Linked DNA regions of Homo sapiens: region 2 is linked to region 1. The links are chromatin contacts, found by Hi-C or POLR2A ChIA-PET in ENCODE. All regions are on one chromosome and are shown on one strand. The core of a region is the stretch at or near the end of the contact, and the rest is flanking DNA. Distances in the headings are between cores, read along the strand shown. Region 1 overlaps LARGE1 (LARGE xylosyl- and glucuronyltransferase 1). Region 2 overlaps LARGE1 (LARGE xylosyl- and glucuronyltransferase 1).

Region 1 (4,031 bases), core at 1,383-3,882:
GCAGCATGACCCTGAATCGGGAATGGGAGGTGCTGTGGTACCCAGCACCATGAGCCTCAACCCCTGACCCACCAGGCTGCAGAAATGGAGCACTCCCTCCAGCCCCAGCGCCTGTGCCAGTGCCTGCTGGGTCTTAGAATCCAGTGTGTGGAGCCAGGGTGCCCCCATGTGGCCAGACGGGGCTTGCAGCCTCTGATGCCTGCAGATTCTGAAACTTGGGCAGCTTCCGGGATGACAGGCTCCCAAGGGAACAGATAGATGATGGGAGTGAGTGCCACCCTAGACTAAGAAAAGAGGCTTCAGGATTGGACCCCTGCCCACCCTCCACCCCTCTGGGACTCTTCTTCGCTCCAGCCAATTGAAAGTGAGCTGGCCCCGTATGAGTCTGTGGTCTCTACTCCCTGTGCAAGGACTATTTAATTATTTGACCTCATGGGCATCATGTTTTAAAAAGCAATACGTATGAACAGTTTTTTTTTCTTTGTCTTTCTATGTTTTATTAATTAAAGGCATCGTTCACTGCTAATCCAGACCCTACTTGAAGTGAGGTAGCTAGTGTGCCCTTCTACTTAGCACTTGCTTAATGCAGAGTCACTTGAGGTGGTAGTTGGCCTTAGCTACCTTATCACAGGAAGGTATGTGGTTCCCCTCAGGGGTTTTGAAATATTGCAAATTGCTTTTAAAACTTTATTACTTTCTTCCCAGACTTTTCCCAAGAATGCTGAGTACAATTCAATAGAGAGACCAGAGCCCTGGTCTCAGGGAGCCAGTCGTCTCTCCACACAATCGTGCCATTATTGCTTTATGGACGCAGGGAAGGTTACTAGGTATTCATATTTTTCAAGAGGAGTTGGGAATCTGGATTTTCATATAAAATGTTTTTTTAATGTTGGCAACTAATTTTTAAAAATTGTTTTTAGATGATGATTTGGAGCAAAAAAATCATTTCAAATGCTGTTGAGGCCGACAAAATATGCCTTCAGGCTGCCTTGACTCCTCACACCCCCACCCCAAACTACCAGAGTGTAACCTCTGACCTAGACAATTCCTAGGCACCAAAGTATTTATGAGAATCAATGAGGAATGTCATTCTCTCGGAAGCCCCAAATAAGCAGACACTGTTCTTTTCATATGACATAATCATATCAACTTACCCTTGGCTTCAGGGACATTTTTTCTGGTGAGTAGATGGATTCATTTCTGACCCAGACGTTACCAGTGGATGCCCCTTGTGCACACCATAGCATCACTGGTGGGAGTTGAGGTTAAGGGTGCTGTTTGCTGTGGCAGCTGAGGACTCCAATGAAGCCCCCAGACCCTTCTAGAAACTGACTTTCTCAGCACTGATCTCCCATAAAATTCTGTACCCAAGCTCTGTCAAGATATTAATATTGGCCAGGTGCAGTGGCTAACACCTGTCACCCAGCATTTTAGGAGGCTGAGGTGGGAGAATTGCTTGAACCCAGGAATTCGAGACCAGCCTGAGCAATATAGTGAGACCCCATCTCTACAAAAAATTTCAAAAATTGGCCAGGCGCGGTGGCTCACGCGTGTAATCCCAGCACTTTGGGAGGCCGAGGCCGGTGAATCACGAGGTCAGAAGATCGAGACCATCCTGGCCAACATGGTGAAACCCCATCTCTACTGAAATACCATAAATTAGCTGGGCATGGTGGTGCATGCCTGTAGTCCCAGCTACTAGGGAGGCTGAGGCAGGGGAATCGCTTGAACCCCGGAAGGCAGAGGTTGCAGTGAGCTGACATCGCACCACTGCACTCCAGCCTGGCAACAGAGTGAGACTCCATCTCCAAAAAAAAGAAAAAAAATTGCTGAGCATTGTGGAACATGCCTGTTGTTTCAGCGACTTGGGAGGTTGAGACAGGATGATCTCCTGAGCCCAGGCAGCTGAAGCTAGAGTGAGCCATGATTGTGCCACTGCACTCCATCCTGAACAGCAGGGCAACACCCTATCTCAAAAAAACACATTTGTTAATTACTTAAGAATGATGACAGTTACAAGTTACTGAGCCCTTACCATGTGCCAGAAACCCTGCCAGCTGCACTCAGTCTGTCATTACCTCTGTTCTTCACACTGCTCTTTAAGGTAACTACCATTACAGGTGACCAAACTGAGGCCCCAGAGAAGTTAAATGTTAGCATTAGAGGAGGAGGAAAGCAGCCTTCCTCCATGCCAGCCTGCTCACTCTGTCGAAGGGGCCAGGTTACTCCCAAACCCCCAGGGTACCAGAGCAGGCCGACTGGCAGCCCTCGGCTTGTACCCCCAAACACTGATTTATATCACCTTTTTTGGGGTTCTATTTGGTTACCAAAAAAAGTTCAGCATGTTAGCTCTTTGAGCAGTTGCTTAGCAACCAGCTAATATTACAGCCAAAACAAACAGATCAATTGGAAAATAATGGAATAAGCTGTACGCATGGACAATAGCTGCAGAGTTTTACTAAAATCTCCTTCCAGCCCCTTCATCTACTTTTTCTGAAGAATGAGCTCCTGGATGTACAGCTTTCACTTTTGATCTCAGAAATGTCAGGCGAAAGTCAGCGGGGCATGGCAGAGGTTGCGCAGACTTGCCTTTGAAGCCAGGTTCCACAACACTAATCAAGTGTGTGAGTTGGGGCTGCTTGCTTCATCTCCTCATTCTTTCACTTCCTCAGTTAATATAGGAGCTAATGATAGCCTCCTGTGGGGCTATGGCGGGTGCCCAGCAGGAGTTCATTTTCTGCCCCTTGGCCTATTCAGTATTGGACTTCTGTGCTAGGCCCCTGCCCCAACCCAACCCCCGCCATTGCAAACTCTGCCACCTTCTGTGCAGCCTGGGTAGCTTCATGTGACCATCTCAATTTTTTTGCTTTCTGAAAATGAGAAACTATATATTGATACTACTCATTCTTTCAAAAACTGTGTAGTGAGCATGTACTATGTGTCAGGCAGTATGCTACATTGTAGGTGATGTTGCTGTCCCTGGGGGTCATTCAGACCTGCGTTTCAGTGCAGAGGACTCTCCCTCCCCTTTCCCTTCCCTCTTTTCCCCTCCCCTCCACTCCTTTCCTTCCCTTCCTTTCTTTCTCTCTCTCTTTCTTTCTTTTTCTCTCTTTTCTCATTTTCTCTCTTTAATTCATTTCTTTCCATACTGCTTCCTCTCTCTCTCTCACTCTGTTGCTCAGGCTGGAGTGGAATGGTGCAATCATGGCTCACCGCAACCTCAACCTCCCCAGGCTCAAGCGATGCTCCCACTTTAGTCTCCCCAGTAGCTGGGATTATAGGCATGCGCCACCATGCTGGGCCAATTTTTTTTTTACCATTTGTAAAGACAGGGTTTCGCTATGTTGCCCAGGCTGGTCTTGAACTCCTAGTCTCAAGTGATCCGCCCACCCAGGCCTCCCAAAGTGCTGGGATTACAGGCAAGAGCCACTGCTTCCCGCGTCTCTCTCTCTCTCTTTCCTTTTTTCTTTCTTTCCATCTTTCCTTTTTCTTTTCTTTTTTCTTTTCTTTCTTCTTTCTTTCCTTTACTTCTCTTTAGACACAGGGTCTTGCTCTGTCACCCAGGCTGGAGTGCAGTGGTGCAATCATAGCTTACTGCAGCCTCAAACTCCTGGGCTCAAGCAATCTTCCTGCCTCAGCCTCCCAAGTAGCTGGGACTACAGTTGTACACCACCTTGCCCAGCTAATTTTTTAATTTCCTTTTAGAAAAATAAACATAACCCAGACCCTATTGTCCAGGCTAGTCTCAAACTCCTGGGCTCAAGCAGTGCTCCTGCCTCAGCCTCCCACAACCCTAGGATTACAGGCGTGAGCCACCATGGCTGACTGATGCTGAGTACTCTTTATTTAGAATTTATTTGACCTTGGGAAAGGCACTTAACTTCTCTAACTTGTTTTATCTGTGAAGTGGGAATCATACTGCTTTTTCCTCTTCCCCAGTTCTTAAGGAACTGAGAAGATAAGAGCTAACAGTATTTGCAGAGCACCCAGGAATGCCCGAAACATTCTTTGTTCCATGCCTCTGCGTGGCC
Region 2 (3,507 bases), core at 450-2,949, 570 kb before region 1:
GAGGCACAGAGAGGTGAAGTAACTCACCCAAGGTCACACAGACCCTCAAGCTTCAAGCTACTCCTTCACCTTCATATCAGCACTGTCTTACAGAACCTTCTGCAGGATGGAACTGCTCTCCATCTGCACCATCCGATGTTGTCACCGCTAGACATGGGTAGTTACTGAGTACTTGAAAGGTAGCTAGTGCAACTGAGGAACTGAATTTTTAATTTTGTTTAATTTTAATTAAATTTAAATAGCCACATGTGGGTTGTGACTCCCATACTGGGCAAAACAGCCCCCTATATGCTGTCTCTAAAGAACAACAGGCTGGGTACAGTGGCTCATACCTATAATCCCAGTGCTTTAGGAGGCTGAGGCAGATTGCTTTATGATCATTTATGAGTGTCATCTGGCAGCAGCTGAGTTGGCCACATCCATCCACCATGGGGTAGTTAACTCTGGGCCTACCCAGAGCTGAGGCCGGAGGCTGAGGCAGGAGGATTGCTTGAGCCCAGGAGTTGGAGACCAGCCTGGGCAACATGGTGAAACCCTATCTCTACTAAAATTACAAAAATTAGCTGGGCATGGTGGTGTGCATCTGTAGTCCCAGCTACTTGGGAGGCTGAGATGGGAGGATTGCTTGAGCCTGGGAGGCAGAGGTTGCAGTGAACTCAGATCATGCCACTGGACTCCAGCCTGGATGACAGAGCGAGACCCTGTCAAAAAAAAAAAAAAAAAAAAAAAAAAAAAAAAAAAAGAATAACAGCTAACATTGAATGCTTACTATATACTGAGTATTTTTTAAATGTTTTACATTTAAAATCCTGACAACCACAAATGAATTAACAAGAGTCAGAAGTTAAATACCTCCTTTACTCTCAAGATTTTATGGCAAGATACTAGTGTAGCTGGATTCTCCCCAAGGATGCATTCTGCCTGGCCCAGAGTTTTCAACTATCACCCTATTTTTATCCTTATTTTCCCTGCGTACAGCAAGGGATATCACCATGGAAAGGATCTCATTGTTCATAATATTTGTCAGCCCCAAACACAATGCTACCTGCCACCCTCCTTGGTAAAGGGGTCAACCTATATGCAGGCTTGCGAACTCACTGTTCCCACCAAATGACTCATTTAGGTTGAAAACATTTATTTGCACAAAGTGGAGTTGTGTCAGTGTCACTTTGAAAAGAAAAAGACGCCAATATTCCCTACCAGGATGTTCTGTCATGAAAACAAACAGATGAAACAAAATCTACTTCGAGGTCAGAGTGAGAAGAAGAGAAGGTCCGGCTGAAATTATCTGCAGTCTTGCTGGAGGGAACAAATGGTTGCAGCTCATGGGTATAGTGGCATTTTACGGCTCCCAGCTGTGCCTTCCCTTCTTGAAGATGGGTGAAGGGGAGTAGGTTCTGGGCTAGACTTGGGGCTATGGAGCAAAAGCAGAGGGAGCTTGTCCTGCACAGACGTGGAAGCAGAGGTCACTGAATTCTGTTCCACAGTAGAAGTCAGCAGTACTTTATGATAACAGTGCATCCAAACGTGTTCTGTCTGCTGGGCTGGGCCTGACACCCACGGCTGTGACTCTTTCAGAAACTGCGAACCAACCTGTGGGTGGGCCAGGGATCCAGGTCAGGAGCAGAAGTAGGTTAAAGGTGATCGAGAGAGACATGTGAGAGAGTGAGCGAGAGATAGAGGCCTGCAGGATAAGGCCACATCAGGAGTACAGTCCAAATATAGGCAGTGATTGTGAAACCCAGGGACTGTGGGCTAAAAGTGCTGTAGATTCTGAAAGTAGGAAGAGGAAAAATGTGGCCACGGGCCTCTGGGGAAAGCCCTGTTCTGTGGGCTTTGGCCACTTAAATCTATATGTCTTCTGCTGCTGTCTCAAGGCAGTGATGCAGCCCTGACTATCCTTCTGCCCATCTATCCATTCATCCATCCATCAGTCCAGCATTTGAGTCTCTATTCTATGCATGGTACTGGGGATAGTGTGGTAAACAGGGCACCATCCCTACCCTCAAGGAGCTTACAGTCTTGCCTGGTAAAATGTACAGAAGCATGCATTTTTGAAACAAGTAAAGGAAGAAGACTTAGGCGCTCTCCACTCCAAGGCCACCTGCACCTTGCCTATGTAGCTTTCCCCAGCAACACGAAGCCAGCATTGGTTTCTTAAGTTCCCTTCTTGTCTTTATCATGTATGTACTTAGTATCTGTATTGTGCTTTGGGCTATTTATTTATATCAGCATAGCACTTTATTGCATCTTTATTGTAAATAACCTTCCTGAACATAGGGGCCTCCATGTCTTTGCTGGGTCCTAGCTCCATGGTAGGCACTGATGGGGGCTCCAGGATTATTGAAGTAAATGAGAGCCCCTTAAACCTACAAGGAACCTTAATGGTCATCAGTGGTCTGAAGGGTCTTCTTGACCTTTCCTGCCTCCCAGCTTCCTCCTGTCTCTGTCAGGTCAAGACTCTACCTGCCTGGTAGGTTCTGTACAAACCATTGCCAGGCAATGGAAGAAGAAAGGGGAGCTGCACCCCTCACTGGAGTTGGAACTTCTGTGATGCTTGTCATAGCTCCATATGCCTCACATTCACCTGGAAACATGGGAGGCGTTAGTTAGGCCAGATTAACAGATGTGGGATGCCATATAATGACTTTGCCTTCAAGTGAAACTGCAGTCCAATGGGAGCAGGCCCCAGACATTGGCCTCCTCAAAACCCTGGGTTACTTTTAGTGTCTTCCAGTTCAGGAACCACAGTTTTCAATTTTTTGAAAATAAAAGTACTCCTATCTCCTTTCATTTTTTTTTTTTCTGAGACAGAGTCTCGCTCTGTCATCCAGGCTGGAGTGCAATGGCGCAATGTCGGCTCACTGCAACCTCCGCCTCCTGGGTTCAAGTGATTCTCCTGCTTCAGCCTCCTGAGTAACTGGGATTATAGGCATGCGTCACCACATCCAGCTAATTTTTGCATTTTTTTTTTTTTTTTGGTAGAGACGGGGGTTTCACCATGTTGGTCAGGCTGGTCTCGAACTCCTGACCTTGTGATCCGCCCACCTCGGCCTCCCAGTGTTGGGATTACAGGCATGAGCCACTGGGCCTGGCTCCTCCTTTGTATTTCTAATAAAGTTTACCTGAACTTACAGGGTCTTCTAGAAATGGGGATGGGATTGACCAGGCATTGTCAGCCATCCCCTGGCCCCATCGTGAGGCAGGAGACTGTTGGGCAAGCCGAGACGGCAGGGACCCCACCCTCTTGACTGCTAAAGGAAATAAAGACAACAGCATTATTGAGTGCTTCTCCATGGCAAATGCTTTGCCTCAATTACCTGATGAGGTTGGATTAACCTCCATTTCAGAAATGAGGGAAGTGAGGCTTGCAGAGGTGGCACGCCCGAGATAAAGGAGTGACTGAGTGGCAAAGCTGAGACTTGAACCCTAAACTGTCGGCTCCCGTGTTCCTGTGTGCCACGGTGCTGTGTGAGAAGTGGGAACGGTGAGTTCCCTGCTGGGCTC

The links. A loop is a pair of places that touch in the nucleus more often than their neighbours do. ChIA-PET counts read pairs that join two places held with the same protein, here RNA polymerase II (POLR2A). Pooled maps may share reads with other maps.
Region 2: a pooled map shows a loop between it and region 1 (2.8-fold over the local background). The contact joins two enhancer-like sites. A Hi-C loop is called at or near these places in 1 of 37 single-sample maps with no recorded cell type and 3 of 50 pooled maps. POLR2A ChIA-PET finds 5 or more read pairs at or near these places in 2 of 52 experiments (H1 and OCI-LY7).

The regions. Positions count from the first base shown.
Region 1 is chr22:33,298,337-33,302,367 of GRCh38, reverse strand. The region is part of intron 12 of LARGE1 (LARGE xylosyl- and glucuronyltransferase 1); the gene reads left to right. Among named protein-coding and RNA genes, the nearest start is that of LARGE1-AS2, 140 kb to the right of the region's middle. RefSeq lists enhancers at 2,106-2,475, 2,486-2,535. Within about 2 kb of position 2,632, at least 5 of the 41 ENCODE cell types and tissues checked have a DNase peak (open chromatin) inside an H3K27ac peak, as active enhancers do.
Region 2 is chr22:33,863,068-33,866,574 of GRCh38, reverse strand. The region is part of intron 1 of LARGE1 (LARGE xylosyl- and glucuronyltransferase 1); the gene reads left to right. Among named protein-coding and RNA genes, the nearest start is that of LARGE1, 56 kb to the left of the region's middle. Within about 2 kb of position 1,699, at least 6 of the 41 ENCODE cell types and tissues checked have a DNase peak (open chromatin) inside an H3K27ac peak, as active enhancers do.